2 separate regions of the Homo sapiens genome follow, and region 2 is linked to region 1. Evidence: chromatin loops called from intact Hi-C (ENCODE). Cell type or tissue: thyroid gland. All regions are shown on one strand. Each heading gives the region's core, and the rest is flanking DNA. Links, peaks and the distances in the headings are about the cores only. Region 1 holds the start of COL25A1 (collagen type XXV alpha 1 chain). Region 2 has its middle 39 kb from the start of SEC24B.

Region 1 (4,398 bases), core at 140-4,139:
CGGCATTTCATAACCTGCATAACTAACATTTACATATGTACTTGGACTCTAGTCAAGAAAGTAACCATGCCTAAGTCCTAAAAAAAGAAAATGACCACTGATAGGGTATCAAGATTGCTGGACTTGTATAACATCTTTCTCCATTCTTCTCTACCACCACTCTCTCCCTCAGCTCAAGCATATGCAGTCAATGTAAAAACCTAGCACTAAAATGTTGCAGTATTAGGTAAGCTGTGGCTTACCAATAACAGCCAATATTTTATACATGAAGGTCAACTGCTTTATTTATCATGCTAGGCTGCAACTACTGCCAAATAGGCTCCCGGCTAGGGTAAGGTTCCAGAAAACCCCCTTACTCTAGTCTAAAGGTACCCTTACACATAACATAGATTCCTCTCAACTCTCAATTCCAAGGGCTCTGCATTCATAAATACCCCGGCACTGCATCCTTTACCAAAAATAAAGCTACTTTAAAAAAAAAAAGTTTAAACTTTTAATATGAAAAGATTCAACGTGTGAAATTATTGATTTTAAATTATATATGACATTATTTTACATTTAAGAGTGATTACCTTTTTTATATATTAATAACATCTATGACCCTAACCATCTTACAACATGTAAAAGATTTAACAGATGCTATCTCTGCAAGAAATATTCTCTCCACAATTGGGTTTGACTTAGGACAACTAAAAAGAGATAAAATGCCCTTTCCGAACCCTTTTAGACCTTCCTATGTGTTTAACACGCAAACATTAAGAGAGAGTGAGGGAAGATTAGAGATAGGGATGGGGACATCAAGGGATGTGCACATATAAATATATGCTACAGTGAGCATAGATCCTTGGCCAACACATGCACGCGCGCGCACACACACAGCCACACCAAGTATGGGTACAGTAAGGGTAGCGGCTAGTCATGCACACAGAGTCACGCTTGTACAAGATGTTACCCACGTGCAAAATACCCCAGCCTCTCACACCTGAGCCAGAAGTCGCTCCACTTTCTCTTGCACCATAGTCTTGAGGTGATCCAGGGTATCAGGCAGCAGATGAATGGAAGGGGCCCCTTTGGCGGATTCGAGAGCGGCGATCCTCGCCTGGAGGTCGTTGGTTTTCACACCCAGGTACAGGCAAGACACCACGGCCACCACTGACAGGAGGGCCGCCAGGACGGCACACGGGGGCATGGTCCGGGCACAATGCTGTTCGGCAGGGGTCGGGTCCTCGGATCTGGGCTCCCGGCCCCCTCCTTTCCCTGCGTGCTTCTTCAGCAGCATCGTGGCGGGGTCGGCCGTCTCGGCTTCGCTTCCCACCCTCTACACCTCAAATAATCCTAAAAGGAAAGAAAAAGGTCGATTCCTCCAAAGTTCAGTCCCTGTGGCTGCACAACTAGTTGGTGGAGTCAAGCCCACGAGCGGATACGGACCCCTGCCTTGCTCAGCGTCCAGACCCGCAGGCGTGCACCATCCCCGCTTTCTTCTCTCCTCCCAGCTGGAAGTGAAAAGCACCCTCCGTCCGGGGACTGGGTGGCGGTGGGGTAAAAAGCAAGACGAAACCCACCCAGACAGCTCTTCCGACTCCCAGAGGACCGACACCTCTTTCGAGGGCCCCAACAGTGGCCGCTCAGGGTCCGAGGGCAACGGCCGAGGCGCCACGCGGGGCCGCGGCTCGCCCTGGCCACGGAGGACCGGACCTGTTGCGCCTCTGTGAGTTTGCCTTATTTCTACCTACTCGGTGTCTTTCGGCACGCCGACCTGTTTCCCACCTGCATTCAGTTCAAGGCAAAAAGGCTGTGAGAGCACGCTACAGCGCAGCGCGAAAGGGGCGACTAAGGTGGAGAAGAGAGAGGAAAACGAAATAAACCCAAGGAACCAATGCTACTCGCGAAGCCGAAGTCGCGGCTGCCCGAAGGATCTCCGCAGCCCCGCGTGCGCGATCCTTAAATACCCTTCGCGATGCTCGCGTGAGTGTGTGTGTGAGTGTGTGAGTGCGCGCGCGCTCCGAGCACGACGTCCCTCCCCCGACCCCCTCCCGGCGCCCGGCGTCCGGCCTGCCGCTCCCGCTGCTGCGCGCCCCCCTTCCGAAGGCAAAGCAGGAGCCCGCCTTATTATCATAATGTATTCACCTTGGCCCAGCCCGCGGGCCGGCCCGGGGAACCCCCAAGGGAGGCGGGAAGCTTGGGTGGGAGCGGGGCAGGAGGTCTGTTATTAGCATAATGTATGCAAATAGCTGGAGCGGCCACCGTGATTGGAGAGGAGCCTGGCGACCCCTCCCCCTGCGCGGAGTAACTTCAGCATCTCCGAGGGCCACCTCTCTGGCCTGGGCCGGGGCCGAAGCGGGGTCGGCTGCGCAAGAGGCGGCAACTTTGGCTTATACTGACTCAGCCCAGCGCCCCCTTTTTATCCCACATAAAAATGGAGAAATGGCCTCCGGGAGGAAGATGTGAAGCGGCACGCTCTATCTCTACTGATCTTCACTCAAAAGCAGCCGCAGGAGCTGTTGCTATCTCGCTGTGGTGCAGCGCTTTTCCCTCCTCCCTCACTTTCCCACATGCCCAGAGGCAAAGTGTCTGGCCGACGTCTGAGGTACATTTCCCCACTTCCCTTCTCTTCCCACTGCAGCCCTCAGATTGTCCAACGAGGGGAAGTTTTCCTTCCCCTCCCCCAGTTTCCTTGTCTTGACGGCACTGAGTCTCCTCCCAGCTCTGTATTCCTAGTCTGTACTAGGGTGCTAATGTGTTTTCCTGATTCCCTGTTTTGCGGGATTGGAAAAGGGAGTGTTGAGGTATACACATTTCTCAGGATTTAGGAAAGGAATGAAGAATGAAGTCAGTTTTTCCTTTTACCTGACTCTTAATGCTGTTCTCTCTGGATCAAATTACAAGGTCTCTAATGGGATTTTGGAAAGTTGGTAACAAGTAGCATTTGACATCTAATTGACTTTGGGGAAAACAGAAATCCCACCTCTTATTCCAAAGAGTTCCTTCTTATCTCCCTATAAAAAAAAAAACCATATATTTTTCCTATTCTCCTTAATTAAGCTAACCTGAAGTCGTTGCTTACTATTGTAAACAGTCAACAAAATACTTCACTAAGTTGGTCTTTCACATGTGTAAACGGATATTGCTAGGTGTGAAGCAAGGTAAGGAAATAACAGCATTAGAGGAAGAAAGAGACTAACATTGGAGGAAAACTCAATGAATTTGGCTATAAAGTCAAAACCATAATTCATTTGTATTACACAGTGGTTCTCAAAGGATGGTCCTAGACCAATAACATCAGCATCACCTGAGAACTTGGACATTAAAATTCTAGGTTCCTACCACAGATCTGAATCAGAAACTGCTACTACCACTACTGAAATAATAATTTTAAAAAAAACAGCAATCTGTGTTTTAACAAGCCCTCCAAATGATTTTGATATATACTACTAAAGTTTGAGAACCACTGGTATAATACTTTCCAAAATATTTTCAAATACTTTTTGTATTTGAACCTCATAACCCTGCGATGTGAGGATTTACTGTTCCTCTTTTAAATATAAACAACGTTTTTAAATAAATTTTAAAACAGATAAATTTCAAGTCACATTTAATTGTGATTAAACATGTTTCCAATAACAGGACCCAAATAATGGGTACAAATATTTTAATGTACAAACTCTTTCTGTAACCTCTAGCTGTTCCTTAGTCTCATTTGCAGGCTTTTCCTCTTTCATTTCTCTGAAAGTTGGTGCTCCTTGGGTCTCTGTCTATTCCATCTTCTCTGTATACTCTCTCCAGTAGAGTTCCCATTACACTGATGAGTCATAAATTCATATCAAAAGCCCAAACCTCTCTCCTGAACCTCAGATCCATATAGCCAGTTGCCTCTTTGTCATCTCCGTTTGGATGTCTCACTCTCATTTCCAATGTAACCTGCAGCTTACCTCCAAATTCTGTCTGCTTCCTCTGTTTCCCATCTCAGCCAATGGAGTTGCCATCCATCCAGTCTCCCCAAGCCAAAATACCCAGTTGCCGGCCCTGACTTCTCCCTTGCCCTCCTCTCCTCATCTATTTAGAGTCCTTCAATAATTCTGGTTGTCCTTAGGACAAAGATCTTACATCTTTCAACCCCCACAACAAAGCCCCCTGTCTACCATCTCACTAGCCTCATTGCTCATTCTTCCTCTCAAACTCTCCACATCAGTTTCTCTGAAGTATGGAGACAATGAGAATAAAGAGCTTTTTCTTTTGGACAACATACCACTCTTAAAATTTCAGTAGAAAAGCCATTTTCTGTCTTGACTGATGCCTACAGTAGGTTACACATTTAATTTGGATGATGCAATGTTCTTATAGCATGCTTTGTGTAAATTGGCCATGAGAAGGTACATTAACAACTCTGGCAAGCCTTCA
Region 2 (4,398 bases), core at 253-4,252, 92 kb after region 1:
GCATATTAGAGTTCCTTGACTATTCTTGCAGCTTTTTATGAAGTTTGAAATTAATTTAAAATAAAATTATCAAAAAACGTTGAATCAGAACAAACTTTTTATAAACCACTCTATTAAATACGTTATGGGTAAATATCTATTGTCCTATATGCCCAACCAATTCACCGTCCCAATATATCCTATCTTCTGTGAATAATATCCTCCTGTGTGTGTTTTTTTGTTTTTGTTTTTGTTTATTTTTTTGAGACGGAGTCTCGCTCTGTCGCCCGGGCTGAAGTGCAGTGGCACGATCTTGGCTTACTGCAAGCTCCGCCTGCCGGGTTCACGCCATTCTCCTGCCTCAGCCTCCCGAGTAGCTGGGACTACAGGCGCCTGCCAACACGCCCGGCTAATTTTTTGTGTTTTTAGTAGAGACGGGGCTTCACCCTGTTAGCCAGGATGGTCTCGATCTCCTGACCCCGTGATCCGCCCGCCTCGGCCTCCCAAAGTGCTGGGATTACATGCGTGAGCCACCGCGCCCGGCCCCTCCTGTGTTTTTAACCTGCTCCTTTTCTTTCTCCCTTTATCTCTGACTCAGAATATTTTATTCCGTGTTCTAGCCATGTGAATGCCATGTCCTTACAAGACATGGCTACAGCTGCTTGGGCTGTGGGTAAACACTCGACCTAAGATGAGCCAATCTAACAATTTCTCCACGATTTTACACTGGGTCACAAAGGAAACCCAAACCTGTTATTCTTTGGTGGTTGTCCTTGTCTGGATTATCTCAAAATCTCACTCTGAAACAAGGATTTGGATTCCATCAGTTTATTTGGGAGCTGATCCCAGGAAGCATGGTAAGAGAGTGTGGAAGTGAGAAAGGGAAAGGAGAAAGCAATAAGAAAAGATGTTCAGTCCTGCTGGGCACCCTCTAAGAGGCCTATAGAACAAAACTCACAATGCACTCCCTGCAGTATAAGGAAACGTATTTATGCACACATTCCCATCATCTGTGGCTGAGGGTTACTCCTGGGCCTATTAACCACCTGGCACTTTTGTCCTACCATCCCAGCCCATTTCCCCCAGCCCCTAGCCAGAGAACGTCCTCAGGCAGAAAGATGTAGGTGCTTGAGGTAGAAGGCCTGGGACCCATAGATGAACAATTCTCCAACAACAAGTGACCTCAGAGATGGGCCGAGGGCACATGTTTAGGGCAGCAGCAGTGTCTGGTACAGTGGTTAACAGTGGAGGACTCAGGCAGTTGTCAGTGGGCCATGCTTCCTGCCACATGGAGGAATCTGGTCTACAGTGACAGGGATGGAGTAAATTTGCAGAGAAAGAAACAGAGACAAAGGTGCTGACAGCAATTGAAGACCTGGTTCCAATTTTTCTTGAGGCCCAAGCCACAGCTTTGCCTGTTCAACCTTTTCTTGGATTCAGTGAGTAAATAAAATCACTTTCATATCTCAACAAATTTGAGTTGAGTTCCTGTCACATAACCAAAAGCCATGTATTAAACTTAAGATATTGTCATCGACATCCCTGTGATGAGATTCCAGTACTGTCACCCTAAAACCCCATCATATAAATATGATCAGAGTAGAGTAACAATTATAAAAACGTCACCTCTAATCTCTGTATTTTTCTCAGTAGCAAGGTTTTCTTTTACTTATTTTTAAGTTGGGACGATTTTTAAATTGCCTCAAATATGTTCTTTATTTATTCATGACTACATATATCTTTGTACAACCAAAACTAATCAGACTTGGTAAAACATTCTCCATCTATCTTGAGGATAATTTTGTGGAACAAGTATTAAATAGTGTCTGTTTTTAGAAAGGACTTGACATTTTTGAAAGAAATGTGTTTACTGGGTATAAATTTTACACTAACTGAAAAAATGTCTGGTGGTAAAAGAAATCTAAAAGGAAGTGAAATACAATTCAGCCTAGAAAAACAACTCAAATAATTTATTTTGGGGGCAGGAAACAAAAACATATTTATTTCCTGATCCTGAAAATACAGCCGTGTTTTGAGACCAAGGAAGATGGATGATTTTAATGTGCAGCTAAGTTGAAAAAAATGAAAAAGAAAAAATATCAAGATATATGCAACACACACGCTTACTTTATAGACAACCCATTAAGAAACAGTCCCCAGCACACATTTTTACATTTCTCATGAGATTTTGGAATTTGTGCTGCAAAAGCATATGTGGAATATGTGCAAGTTAAGACACAGTCGAATCAATAGTACAGGAATGCACGCCATGGGGTGACAGTCATCACCAGGCTGTCCGTATCTCCCACAGGGGCTATTTAACAATGAAGAGTCTATTGTTCAAACTCATTTTTCCTTCCTAAAATAATATTTCAAATGATTATACAGGATATTTTAATATATAAGAAATACCTTAAAAGCAATAATTGTAGATAGTAACAGTTTAAACAAGAAGCTCTGTTTCATGAGGTTTTCACAGACCAGTCATTCTCTTTCCTTTTTAATTTGCATCTTATCTATTTCATTATACACAAACAGGAAATTGAGAGTTTAATTTTGGAAATACAAAATAGCCTTACTAGATTATTTATATCAAAGCAATCATCTGAATAAAATTTATTTTGATAGGTAACTCAAAAGCAAGTTGTTTTCCTGAATTATCAGGAGAGCTCTCAAATTTATAATTCAATGGTCCCCAACCCCTGAGCCACTGACGGTACTAGTCCATGACCTGTTAGGAACCAGGCCGCACAGCAGGAGGTAAGCAGCGGGCAGGACAGTATGACGGCCTGAGCTCCGCCTCCTGTCAGATCAGTGGCTGCATCAGATTCTCACAGGAGCGCGGACCCTACTGTGAACTTGCACATGCGAGGATCTACGCTGCAAGCTCCTTATGAGAAGCTAACTAATGCCTGATGATCTGAGACAGAACAGTTTCATCCTGAAACCATGCCTCACACAGTTTGTCTTCCACGAAACTGGTCCCTGGTGCCAAAAAGTCTGGGGTCTGCTGGAATTCATTCTGTCAGAAGAGATATAGCCTGAATATAATTTTTACTGTATTATTCTTTGAATATAGTGAATGATAAAAGTTAATGCCTACCTCTTATTTTATAGACAGCCAATACAAACATGGTTCTCATTTCTCTTCTTTATTTTCCACTTCTTGGTGCAAGATACCTAGATTTTCTGTTGGAAAACAGTATAGAGTGGTGTTAAACACAGGAGTTCTAGAATCACAATAACTTACCCTCTATATGCTTCAGTTTCCACATCAATAAAACTGGGATCTTAAGAGTACTTTGATTATAAAGTTGTTGTAAGGATCAAATAAGATAAATCTAGTAAAACACTTAGAAAGTATTTGAAAACAGGGTCTTGAAGAAATATTTGTACACCTATATTCATAGCAGCATTATTCACAATAGCCAAAGGTGGAAACAACCCAATGTTTATCAACAGTTAAACGGATTAAAAAAAGAATGTATGTGATATACACATAGGATGAAATATTGTTCAGTCCTAAAAAGGAAGGAGGCTGGGTGGGGTGGCTCATGCATGTAATCCCAGCACTTTGGGAGGCCGAGATGGGAGGATCGCTTAAGGCCAGGAGTTCAAGACCAGCCTGGTCAACATAGTGAGACCCTATCTCTAAAAAACAAACAAACAAAACCCCACAGAAATGGTGAGATTTCTCTTGGCCAGGAACAGTGGCTCATGCCTGTAATCCTAGCACTTTGAAAGGCTGAAGTGGATGGATCACTTGAGGTCAGGAGTTCAAGACCAGCCTGTTCAACATGGTGAAACCCCATCTCTACTAAAAACACAAAAATTAGCTGGGTATAGTGGCACATGCCTGTAATCCCAACTACTTGGGAGGCTGAGGCAGGAGAATCACTTGAACCTGGGAGGTGGATGTTGCAGTGAGCCAAGATCACACCACAGCACCCCAGCAAAAAAGAAAAAAAAAAAAGAAGGAAATTCTGATGCATGCTACAACACGGATGAAACTTGAGAACATTCTGCTAAATTAAATAAGCCAGTCATAAAAAGACAAATACTGTATAACTTCACTTATAAAAAGTTACCTACAATAGTCAAACTCAGAAAAGAGAATGGTAGTTGTCAGGGGATGGGGAATAGAAAGTTACTGTTTAATGGGCAGAGTTGTGTTTTACAAGATGAAAAATTCTGGAGATTAGTTGCATAACAATGTATATATACTTAACACTATTGAATTATACACATAAAAATGGCTAAGATGGTCAATTTTATATGTATTTTACCACAATAAAAAAGAAAAAAATGGAAAACAACTTTTTAATAAGATTTTATTTTACCTTCAAACAAAATCAACTCCCCACTTATGGCATAAAGAGCTTCAATAGAAAAAGGCTATTGTTTTTCTCTTTGTTTTTG

The links. Hi-C counts contacts between places; a loop is a spot of excess contacts. Peaks named below come from ENCODE experiments on the same cell type or tissue, not always from the same donor. Only the 100,000 strongest peaks of a DNase experiment are listed, where the experiment ranks them.
Region 2: it touches region 1 in a loop (2.2-fold over the local background); 8 of 110 quality-filtered maps call a loop at or near these places.

Annotation. Positions count from the first base shown.
Region 1 is chr4:109,300,741-109,305,138 of GRCh38, forward strand. COL25A1 (collagen type XXV alpha 1 chain) reads right to left here and starts at 1,918. Exons shown (of 38, transcript NM_198721.4): 1 at 1,429-1,918; 2 at 983-1,335. The coding sequence starts at 1,279. COL25A1-DT (COL25A1 divergent transcript) reads left to right here and starts at 2,295. Exons shown (of 3, transcript NR_160939.1): 1 at 2,295-2,587. RefSeq lists an enhancer at 1,990-2,772. In thyroid gland, for the core only: no CTCF peak of the experiment used is centred there; a DNase peak (open chromatin) is centred at 2,171; H3K4me3 peaks cover 1,831 bases; H3K27ac peaks cover 1,364 bases.
Region 2 is chr4:109,393,112-109,397,509 of GRCh38, forward strand. No RefSeq gene overlaps it. Among named protein-coding and RNA genes, the nearest start is that of SEC24B, 39 kb to the right of the region's middle. RefSeq lists enhancers at 1-405, 406-906. In thyroid gland, for the core only: no CTCF peak of the experiment used is centred there; no DNase peak of the experiment used is centred there.